4 separate regions of the Homo sapiens genome follow, and all the other regions are linked to region 1. A link is a loop called in an ENCODE intact Hi-C map of the cell type or tissue named here. Cell type or tissue: Calu3. All regions are shown on one strand. Region 1 overlaps STAG1 (STAG1 cohesin complex component). Region 2 overlaps STAG1 (STAG1 cohesin complex component). Region 3 overlaps MSL2 (MSL complex subunit 2). Region 4 overlaps STAG1 (STAG1 cohesin complex component).

The links. A loop is a pair of places that touch in the nucleus more often than their neighbours do. Peaks named below come from ENCODE experiments on the same cell type or tissue, not always from the same donor. Only the 100,000 strongest peaks of a DNase experiment are listed, where the experiment ranks them.
Region 2: a loop joins it to region 1, with 3 times the contacts of the local background. A loop is called at or near these places in 6 of 110 quality-filtered maps.
Region 3: it touches region 1 in a loop (2.5-fold over the local background); 2 of 110 quality-filtered maps call a loop at or near these places.
Region 4: it touches region 1 in a loop (4-fold over the local background); 4 of 110 quality-filtered maps call a loop at or near these places.

The regions. Positions count from the first base shown.
Region 1 is chr3:136,624,011-136,626,510 of GRCh38, forward strand. All of the region lies in intron 2 of STAG1 (STAG1 cohesin complex component), which reads right to left. Among named protein-coding and RNA genes, the nearest start is that of STAG1, 130 kb to the right of the region's middle. RefSeq lists an enhancer at 1,664-2,164. In Calu3, no CTCF peak of the experiment used is centred here; a DNase peak (open chromatin) is centred at 1,381.
Region 2 is chr3:136,731,185-136,733,684 of GRCh38, forward strand. All of the region lies in intron 1 of STAG1 (STAG1 cohesin complex component), which reads right to left. Among named protein-coding and RNA genes, the nearest start is that of STAG1, 20 kb to the right of the region's middle. In Calu3, no CTCF peak of the experiment used is centred here; no DNase peak of the experiment used is centred here.
Region 3 is chr3:136,185,135-136,187,634 of GRCh38, forward strand. The region is part of intron 1 of MSL2 (MSL complex subunit 2); the gene reads right to left. Among named protein-coding and RNA genes, the nearest start is that of MSL2, 10 kb to the right of the region's middle. In Calu3, no CTCF peak of the experiment used is centred here; a DNase peak (open chromatin) is centred at 1,377.
Region 4 is chr3:136,544,585-136,547,084 of GRCh38, forward strand. The region is part of intron 5 of STAG1 (STAG1 cohesin complex component); the gene reads right to left. Among named protein-coding and RNA genes, the nearest start is that of STAG1, 210 kb to the right of the region's middle. In Calu3, CTCF peaks have their summits at 1,289 (motif pointing right) and 2,311; a DNase peak (open chromatin) is centred at 1,267.

The sequences.
Region 1 (2,500 bases):
AATAAAACACAAAACACTCTTTATTGTAAATTCCACATAACCGATTCTCACAAAATAATTTTAAAGATAATTTTTGCCCAACTCTTATATTGGAATCTTTTTTTTTTTGAGACAGTCTCACTCTGTCGCCCAGGCTGGAGTGCAGTGGCACAATCTCAGCTCACTGCAAGTTCCAACTCCCGGGTTCACACCATTCTCCTGCCTCAGCCTCCCAAGTAGCTGGGACTACAGGCACCCGCCACCAGGCCCGGCTAATTTTTTTTGCATTTTTAGTAGAGATGGGGTTTCACCGTGTTAGCCAGGATGGTCTCGATCTCCTGACCTCATGATCCACCTGCCTCGGCCTCCCAAAGTGCTGGGATTACAGGTGTGAGCCACCGTGCCCAGCCAATTATTGGAATCTAACCTACAGCTGCAACTGATGAATGAATAGGAATTTTAACATGAAAGGTGGTTTCTATTTTTGTTCACTTTAATGAGTAGGATGCAAGTAAAATTATAAAGACATTTGTTGAAACTTCATTCATTAGTCAATGGTGTGAGCAACTTCTCTGCTGACTCAGATAAGGGCTGAGGAAACATGCTTCCTCAATTTTTTGTTATTGTATTGTAATGGGTATAGACCATCCGATACACCTTTAAGTTGAATCTGCATTGTTAACAATTTCTCTATCACTTTCTTAAGTCTATAATCAACAAAACAATAAATTAAGCATTGATTTTTATCATTTGCTGATTTTCACGGTGTACATATTCCTACCATAGCCAATTTCAAATGACCAAAGTGGCATAACCAAAGTGAGGTGGGAAGTGACAAACAGTAGTACAGCATTAAAACATATTTCTACCACAAAGACACAACAGGTTTAAATAACAACTTCAAGAGCATAAATAGTAACATGAAATAATTAGGAAGTGATGAATTTTGAGTATTTACTATTTTTATTTTTCATATGACATTTAATTTAAGCTTATATAAGTTAACTTTTTAAAACAGATATGTTGTGTTTAGCTACCTTGCAAAATTCCTAAAAATTTAATATTTAACTCTCACAGGCCAATACAAGCTGGCTTCAACACAGCATTGAAAAGGTTTAGACAGCATGAACAAGAATCTCTTCACTAAATTCTACATTACTGCATAAAATTGTAAAGAGTAGGAAAAGTACATAGCAAATGGTAAGTCCAACTCACAATCTACTATTTCTCAATCTCCTTCACCAAATGCTCTTTTAGGCTCATTCCCTCTTCCTTAAAGCTCAACTGTTAGGTCTGCTCTTCTCCATTTATATTACACTCCCTTGGAGATTTCATCCAGTTAATGTGTAACTTCTATGCAAATGACTTCAATACCCTATCAGTACACCTGACCGCATTCCAGATCTCTGACTCAGGATTTTTATCTTGCATGCATGACATACTTACTTGAATGCCACCTCAAATTCACCAAATGCCACATCTAAAATTGAATCCAATCCTGACTTACCTCTGACTTTCTACTCACAGAGATACAATTAATTAACTGATTTAAGTTATGCATACGTATGCTTTAAGTTATTATACAAATTTATTGTCACCATTATCCTGTCTATAAACTCGAATTGATAGAATGATATCAGTCTTCTTGTGCCTCCTGCTAACATAATCCTACCTCAGCCATCCTTCTCAGAACAATATAATCTGTTTCTCACTCTTTCCAGGATTATTACCACAATCACCACTCCCCATGATAATCTCAATTTATCTCCCTACTGCTGCTTATTCAAGCCATTCTACACACCGCTGCCAGTAATATTCTCACATCATTACTTACCCACTTGTAAATCTTCAAAGTTATCATATTACTCTAACTTATATATCTTTAAAGTTAATCTGGTATTTAAAACCATAAATAAGACTGGGCGCAGTGGCTCATGCCTGTAATCCCAACACTTTGGGAGGCTGAGGCACGAGAATCGCTTGAACCCGGGAGATGGACGTTGCAGTGAGCAGAGATAGCACCACTGCACTCCAGCCTGGGCGAAAGAGTAGAACTCTGTCTCAAAAACAAACAAAACAAAACAACAAAAATGAAACTATAAATAATATTGTAAATGATGTCCAGGGTCAGCAAGCTTTTTCATAAAGATCCATACAGCCGGGTGCAGTGGCTCATGCCTGTAATCCCAGCACTTTGGGAGGCCAAGGCCAGCAGATCATGAGGTCAGAAGTTCGAGACCTACCTGGCCAACATAGTGAAACCCCTTCTCTACTAAAAATACAAAAATTATCCAGGCATGGTGGTGTGCGCCTATAGTCCCAGCTACTTGGGAGGCTGAGGCAGGAGAATTGCTTGAACCCACGAGGCGTAGGTTGGCCGAGCCAAGATCACGCCACTGCACTCCAGCCTGAGCAACAGAGTGAGACTACATCTCAAAAAAAAAAAAAAACCAAAAAAACAAAAAACCATACAGTATATATTTTAGGCTTATGGGTCTTAAGTTCTCTATAGCTACTACTC
Region 2 (2,500 bases), 110 kb after region 1:
CATTTGCTCACTTCAACAAACCACCTCAAGGCATTCATTACCCACTACAAAACTTTACTACAAAAAAAAAAAGCAATACAGAATGTTTATGATACAGTAATGCAAAGGGTGGATATTTGCTGGAATACACAGGTTCTTTTGTAAGAATTAGAAAAAGCACTCTCCTCTGGGCAGGTAAACTAGAAAAAGCTGGAAAAAGCAAATAGAATTTGTCAAGCAGAATAAAATCTGGATTTCAGCCTTCCCCTACCACTTTGGCCAAGTATCTTTAGGCAGGGTACCAATTCTACAACCATTCATGGCAGCCCCGGCACTGTGTGCCACTAAAATACAAAGGCAGAGAGAACACTTAGATCAACCCTGGATGGGAGAAAGAGAGGAGCAATAAGCCTATCAAGTAAAGATTTCCGAAGAAGGTACTACCTAAGTTCTGAGTCTTCATATGCCCCTCCTTGTGTACTTCGGGAAAACAAGAACTGTGCTTCAATGTCTTTATAACCACACTATATGGCTCATTGTAAATGTTCAACAAATGCTTGATGAATGACTCAATGAGCAAAATTACACGAAAACACTTGCTAACCTATCTCTTTTTCATCAAGTATGTAGCAAACACATGCCCACACCTGGCACCAGAAACTATAAGTGCTATCTAAATATCAACATTTTATTTGGCCTGTGCACTTATCAGCTAGTGGAAAGCATAAATTATTCCAATAAACAGACGGGAGGTGTGGAGGCAAAATATCACACCTAGGTCTTCAAAACTAATGACTTTCAAATCAAAAACTGCATTACCTGATAAAGACTTAACTTCATGATTATTTCAACAGGGACTAAAAAAATTACAGGAAATCTTGGAAACCAGCTATCTGGCCAAAGACACTAATTTTAGAGATGAAGAAACTGAGGCCCAGAGAAGTAATCAATCAAAGACACACAGTTAGTGGCAGAGTTATAATTAAAACTCAGATCTCTGGCCCTACACTAGTTTTTGTTCTTCTACACCATGTTGCCTTTGTATCTATAAAATCAAATCTTTTATCCACAACTAAAAAAAAAAAAAAAAAAAAAACACCTTAGTCACAATTTTGTTGTCTGCATCCCAATGGGAGGAAAAAGTAGTAAGCCATCATCTTATTTTGTCTAGAGGTAACTTTCCAACTTTGCTCTTGGTTTCATGCCTAACCTTCTGTGTGCAGAATAATAAAGAAAAAGCTAAGATTCATAAATAATCCTGATAAAGCCATCAAAATTTATCAACTACCAAAGAAGCATTACAATGTCTTTCCAGGATGCAGCACTTTTCTGAAGAAAGAAAAGGAGCCTAATTTCCGAAATATGTTTACTAAAAAGCAGAACACGCTGGTGATAACCTTCATCTCTCAATTAACCAGAGTACCTTATCATCTGACCATTCTCATTAATAAATTTTTTGTTTTTGAGACAGAGTCTTGCTCTGTCACCCAGGCTAGAGTGCAGCGGCGCAATCTCAGCTCACTGCAACCTCTACCTCCCAGTTTCAAGTGATTCGCCTGCCTCAGCCTCTCAAGTAGCTGGGATTACAGGTGCCCACCACCATGCCAGGCTAATTTTTGTATTTTCAGTAAAGACGGGGTTTCACCATCTTGGCCACACTGATCTCAAACTCCTGACCTCGTGAGCCACCCACCTCGGCCTCCCAAACTGCTGGGATTACAGGCTTGAGCCACCACGCTCGGCCTCATTAATAAAGTTTTAATCTATTGCTAGCCCTACCTGCTGATGAGAACCAATTAACTAAAATTCTTTGCTTACAGAAAGTAACCTCAGCATTTACTTAGATTACGATATGTCTTTTAAGATAAATGATCTTTGGATCTATGCACAACACAATATAGTCTAGTGGTTAAAACCTAACTTTTTTTTTTTTTTTTTTTTGAGACAGTCTCACTCTGTCACCCAGGCTGGAGTGCAGCGGCATCATCTTAGGTCACTGCAACCTCTGCCTCCTGGGCTGAAGCAATCCTCCCACCTCAGCCTCCAGAGTAGCTGGGACTACAGATGCGAGCCACCATGCCTGGCTAATTTTTGTATTTTTTTGTAGAGACAGGGTTTCGCTATGTTGCCCAGGCTGGTCTCAAACTTCTGAGCTCAAATGATCCACCCACCTCAGCGTCCCAAAGTGCTGGGATTACAGGCATGAGCTACCGTGCCTGGCCAAAGGCTAACTTTTTAACGCACACTGACAGGGAGAAGGGCAACTCCTTTTACTTTTGTATTTGCACTGTTGTGCAGCCCACAACAGTGGAATACTTTTATTATTATTCCCATTTTACAGATGAGAAAACTGAGACTTAGAAAGGTTAAAGAAGTTGCCCAAGTTTACATAGACAGAAACACGCAATTAGAATTTGATACAGTGTGATTCAGGCACCAGGAACTCTCCCAGACAATGGACAATAGATTTCTTAGCCATCTGTCATGTGACAGTGCTTCATCTGTGAACACATGAGATTTT
Region 3 (2,500 bases), 440 kb before region 1:
CGGCTTATTTTTTGTATTTTTAATAGAGACAAGGTTTCACCATGTTGGCTAGGCTGATCTCAAACTCCTGACCTCAAAGGATCCGCCAGCCCTAGCCTCCTGAAGTGCTGGGATTACAGGCATGAGCCACTGTGCTCAGCCCAATTCAGCAAATTTTTAACAAAGCTAAAAAAAAAAAAAAAAAGTCTGGAAATCAAATTCATAGCAAAAGTTATGCTTTAATCCAACAACCTCATCTTACAAATGAAACAGAAAAATCATTCAAGTCATCATAGAAGATAACTTCATCTAACCTTATCTAAAATACTATAGATATGGACACAAAAATCACCCTTTTAGAGGAAACTAAAACAAGGATGCTACCAGAATAACTTGGGACACAACTCTTTTTTTCTTTTTTTTTGGAGGGGGGGGTGGGGGAAGGGACAGAGTCTCACTGTCGCCCAGGCTGGAGTGCAGTGGTGCAATCTTGGCTCAATGCAACCTTCGCCTCCTGGGTTCAAGCAATTCTCCTGTGCGCACCACCACGCCCGGCTAATTTTTGTATTTTTAGTAGAGACAGGGTTTCACCATGTTGGCCAGGCTGGTCTCAAACTCCTGACCTCAGATGATCCACCTGCCTCGGCCTCCCAAAGTGCTGGGATTACAGGCGTGAGCCACCACGCCTGGCCAGGACCCAACTCCTCAGGAATGACAAAGCTGTCTTCCAACGCTGAAGGGCAAAATTTTATCAAAGGCTTTCTGAATTATTCCAGAAGACAAAACTAAAATCAATGGAGACAATTACATACAGACAAGGTAACTTGGGGAAAATGGAAGCCAAAAAAAAAAATTGTTCTAAAAGAGGTTGTCAAAACAACAGCATGGCTGTTTTGCAGAATATTTAGCTCAATTACCACAACCATATCGCTAAAAATCCCTGAAGAATTCTTTAACTAGGCTATCCTTACATTACTTCAAACCTAGACTACCTCAACTCTTCAGGTTCCCCAAAAATCAACATCCTTCCTTACTTCATTTCTGATATGAACTAAGTGACCTTTTGACTCCTTCAATTTTTCCCATATGTCTGTGTCAAACTGCCAGGTTTTGTCAGTTCTTCAACACCATTGTATAACTGTCCCTAGATATCCATGGGTGATTGGTTCAAGCATCTCGCTTGAATACCAAAATCTGCAGATACTGAAGTCCTTGATATAACACAACATAGTATTTGCACATAACCTAAGCATATCCTCCTCTATTCTTCTAATCAGGGGTCCCTAAGCCTCCAGGTTATGGACAGGCTCCGGTCCTTGGCCTGTTAGGAACCAGGCTGCACAGCAGGAAGTGAGCAGGAAGTGAACTGGGTCCAGCAAGCAAAGCTTCACAGCCACTCCCCACTGCTCGCATTACCACCTGAGCTCTGCCTGTCAGATCTGCAGTGGCATTAGACTCTCATAGGAGCACAAACACTATTGTGAATTGTGCAAGCAAGGCATCTAGGCTGCACACTCATTAAGAAATAATGCTTGATGATCTGTCACTGTCTCCCATCACCCCCAGATGGGACCCTTGTGGAAAACACGCTCAGGGCTCCCACTAATCCTACATTATAGTGAACTCTATAATTATTTCATTACATATTACAATGTAATAATAATAGAAATAAAGTGCACAATAAATGTAATGTGCTTGAATCATCCTGAAACCATCCCCTGACCCTGTGGAAAAATAGTCTTCCATGAAACCAGTCCCTAGTGCCAAAAAGGTAGGGAACTGCCGCTTTAAATCATCTGCAGATTACTTATAACACCTAAACAATATAAATACTATGTAAGTAGTTGTTATACTGTAATGCTTAGAGAATCCTGACCAAAAAAAAATGTCCATACATGTTCAGCATAGTTGCAATTTTTTCCCAAATATTTTAGATCCAAGGTTGGCTGAATCCACAAATGCAGAACCCACAGATACGGAGGATTAGCTGTACATTTTATCAAGTACATGTTATGTGAAAGCACTGTGCTAAACATACTCACCAACTTAAGACTAGAAAACATCTCATTTAATCAATTTATAACGAGATAAACCCAACTACGACAAAGATAACACAATACATTTCAAATTAAAATGTTATGATAACCGTAAGAATGATCAAATGTTCCCTTTTCATTTTATGTTGTTCCCTTTCTTTTCACTCCCACCACTCTATTCAAGCCTCATTAAAGAATCCTCTTATTAGAGACTCCAAACAAACCATATTTGGCCAGGCGCAGTGGCTCACGCCTGTAATCCTAGCACTTTGGGAGGTCGAGGTGGGAGGATGACCTGAGGTCAGGAGTTCAAGACCAGCCTGGCCAACATGGTGAAACCCTGTCTCTACTAAAAATACATGAAAAAAAAAATTAGCTGGGTGTGGCGGATGCCTGTAGAGTCCCAGCTACTCTAGGAGGCTAAGGCAGGAGAATAGCTTGAACCAGGAGATGGACGTTGCAGTGAGCCGAGATCACACCACTGC
Region 4 (2,500 bases), 79 kb before region 1:
AGACATCATCTCTACTAAAAATACAAAAAAACAGCCGGGTGTGGGTGGCACATGCCTGTAATCTCAGCTACTCAGGAGGCTGAGGCACAAGAATCTCTGGAACCTGGGAGACTGAGGTTGCAGTAAGTTGAGATTGCACCACTGTACTCCAGCCTGGATGACAGAGCAAGACTCAAAAAAAAAAAAAGTTTATAGCTTTTATGACACACCATTCTTGCTTACCTCAAATTACTGAAGTCTAAGTGTGATTGAAATACACTAACATTGTCTAACACACTTAGCAAAAGATCCTTCCAAATAGCAGATGCTTTCTAAGTAATTGCTCCATGTATAAATCATTTTAAAGCTCTTCTTTTACAGAGTGGATTATAGCGCCTTAATAAATAAAATGTAATCTAGTTATGTACTAGAGATAATCCAAGCATATGACAGGATCATTTTTATTGTCATCTAACTTTTTATTTTTTTATTTCTTTTTTTTTGAGATTGTGTCTTGCTCTGTTGTCCAAGATGGAGTGCAATGGCGCGATCTCAGCTCACTGCAACCTCCGCCTCCCGGGTTCAAGTGATTCTCCTGCCTCAGTCTCCTGAGTAGCTGGGATTACAGGCACACGTCACCACGTGTAATTATTCTCTACTAAAAACACAATAAGTTTTGTATTTTTAGTAGAGACAGGGTTTCATCATGTTGGCCAGGCTGGTCTCGAACTCCTGACCTCATGATCCACCCACCTCGGCCTCCCAAACTGCTGGGATTACAGGCGTGAGCCACCGTGCCTGGCCATTTTTAGTTTCATTTTTATATAACCTAGCCTGATAAACAGCAAACTGTAAATCAAGACTAGACATAAATATGGATGGATTGGTAGAAAAAATCTGAGTCAGGATAGGAGAAGAAATGTTGAGTCTACTAAAACTGAGAAGGATTCACTAAACAAATATCAGTATACCAGAAATGTAGAACTTAACAGTTACCTAGTAATGCAGTGACTACATTTAAGAGTCTTTTTCAAGATTTGAGGAGGGGGTCTGGGGAAGAGGTAAAGAAAGAGACACTTTGATACCTTTCAAGCTTAATCGTAAATATCTTGGGATGCATGGGATCTGTCTAAACAGTATGTGCAAAAAGGAAAAAAAAAACCCTCACAAATTATGAATAAAGATACATTTTTGATACTTATAAATTTTTTAGAATGCCTTGAAAACAGAAATTGCTGTGATTACATCTCCAATGATGAGTCTGTCTCTAGATGGCAGCCTTCACTTTATAACAGTCCTTGTGGGGGAGGAAAAAAAACTAATGTATTTTTTCCTTTCTAAATACAAAAGATAAGTAAAACATTAAAGTAAATGTTTTTAAAAATCACGTATTGGCACATAACATGTGAGTACCGGTTAACTAATCTTTCAAGACTGCACAGGATGCAGTCCATCTACACCAAGAACAGAAACTTTACCAAATACTAGAATATCAAATTGTAGAGCTTGTTTGAGCCATGCTAGTATAGCCCAGGGCCAAAAGCAAGCACTATCCTAGCTAGAGCTATAGAACTGTTCAAAGATGTCCAAAGTATTTTCACCATATCTTCAAGAACTATTAAAATAAGTTCATATCAGTGCTAATGTTGTTCACGTAAGACTTAGAAGAAATGACTGTAAGAAAAATAATGTCTGTCTGCCACCTCAGTTCTATTACGACTATTAATAGGATTCAAGATAGGCAGGGTTTCTTGACCTGTGGCACATGGACTCCAAAGTACCTATGAACCATTTTAAAACATACGAAAATTCATGTCTATGTATTTTTGTAGAGAAAGTCCCAAAATTTTCAGGATATTATTAAAGAAAATCGAGAACTCAGGCAAAAATTACACATTAGAGACAAAATGTCAACCAAAAAATTTTAGTCATAGGGAACTAAAGGGAGAAATAAAATGATAACAATAAAAAGTAATTCTAGAGAAGATTGTTACCTTTCATCGCATGGTATGGAAAAGCAAGGAGTAGAAAACAGAGAGTAGAAAAGGCTGAACTCTTCTCCTTTCTAATTAATGAGGCCATGAGTGAAATAATCTGATATAGGGAGAGCCAGGTTTCATTTCTAAATTCAGGGTGAAAAAGCAAAGAGAAGCTGCCCACATTGTATACAAATCCATAAATTATAGAGCAAAAAGTTTTAGCAAGTACCTTGTTTATAGATGACATTGTATAATTGGCTCCAGTTACATAATTTAAGATTTAAATATTTGAGACTACTTAAGATTCTTTAGCAGTTTCTTATCAGACTGCATAAATGATCAAGTCCTGTTTCTTCAACCTGTGCTTCAAAGCTATGTCACTAGGGGTCCCAGATAATCTCAAGTATACTTTGAAGTCTCTCACAACTTTTGTCTGGTGCCACTAAGATTTTCTCAACTCATCTTTTGCCTAGAATACCTATTTTTCATTTTACAAAACTTTTATGTATGTGAGGAAAAGAACTGGTTGGGTTTAGTATTTC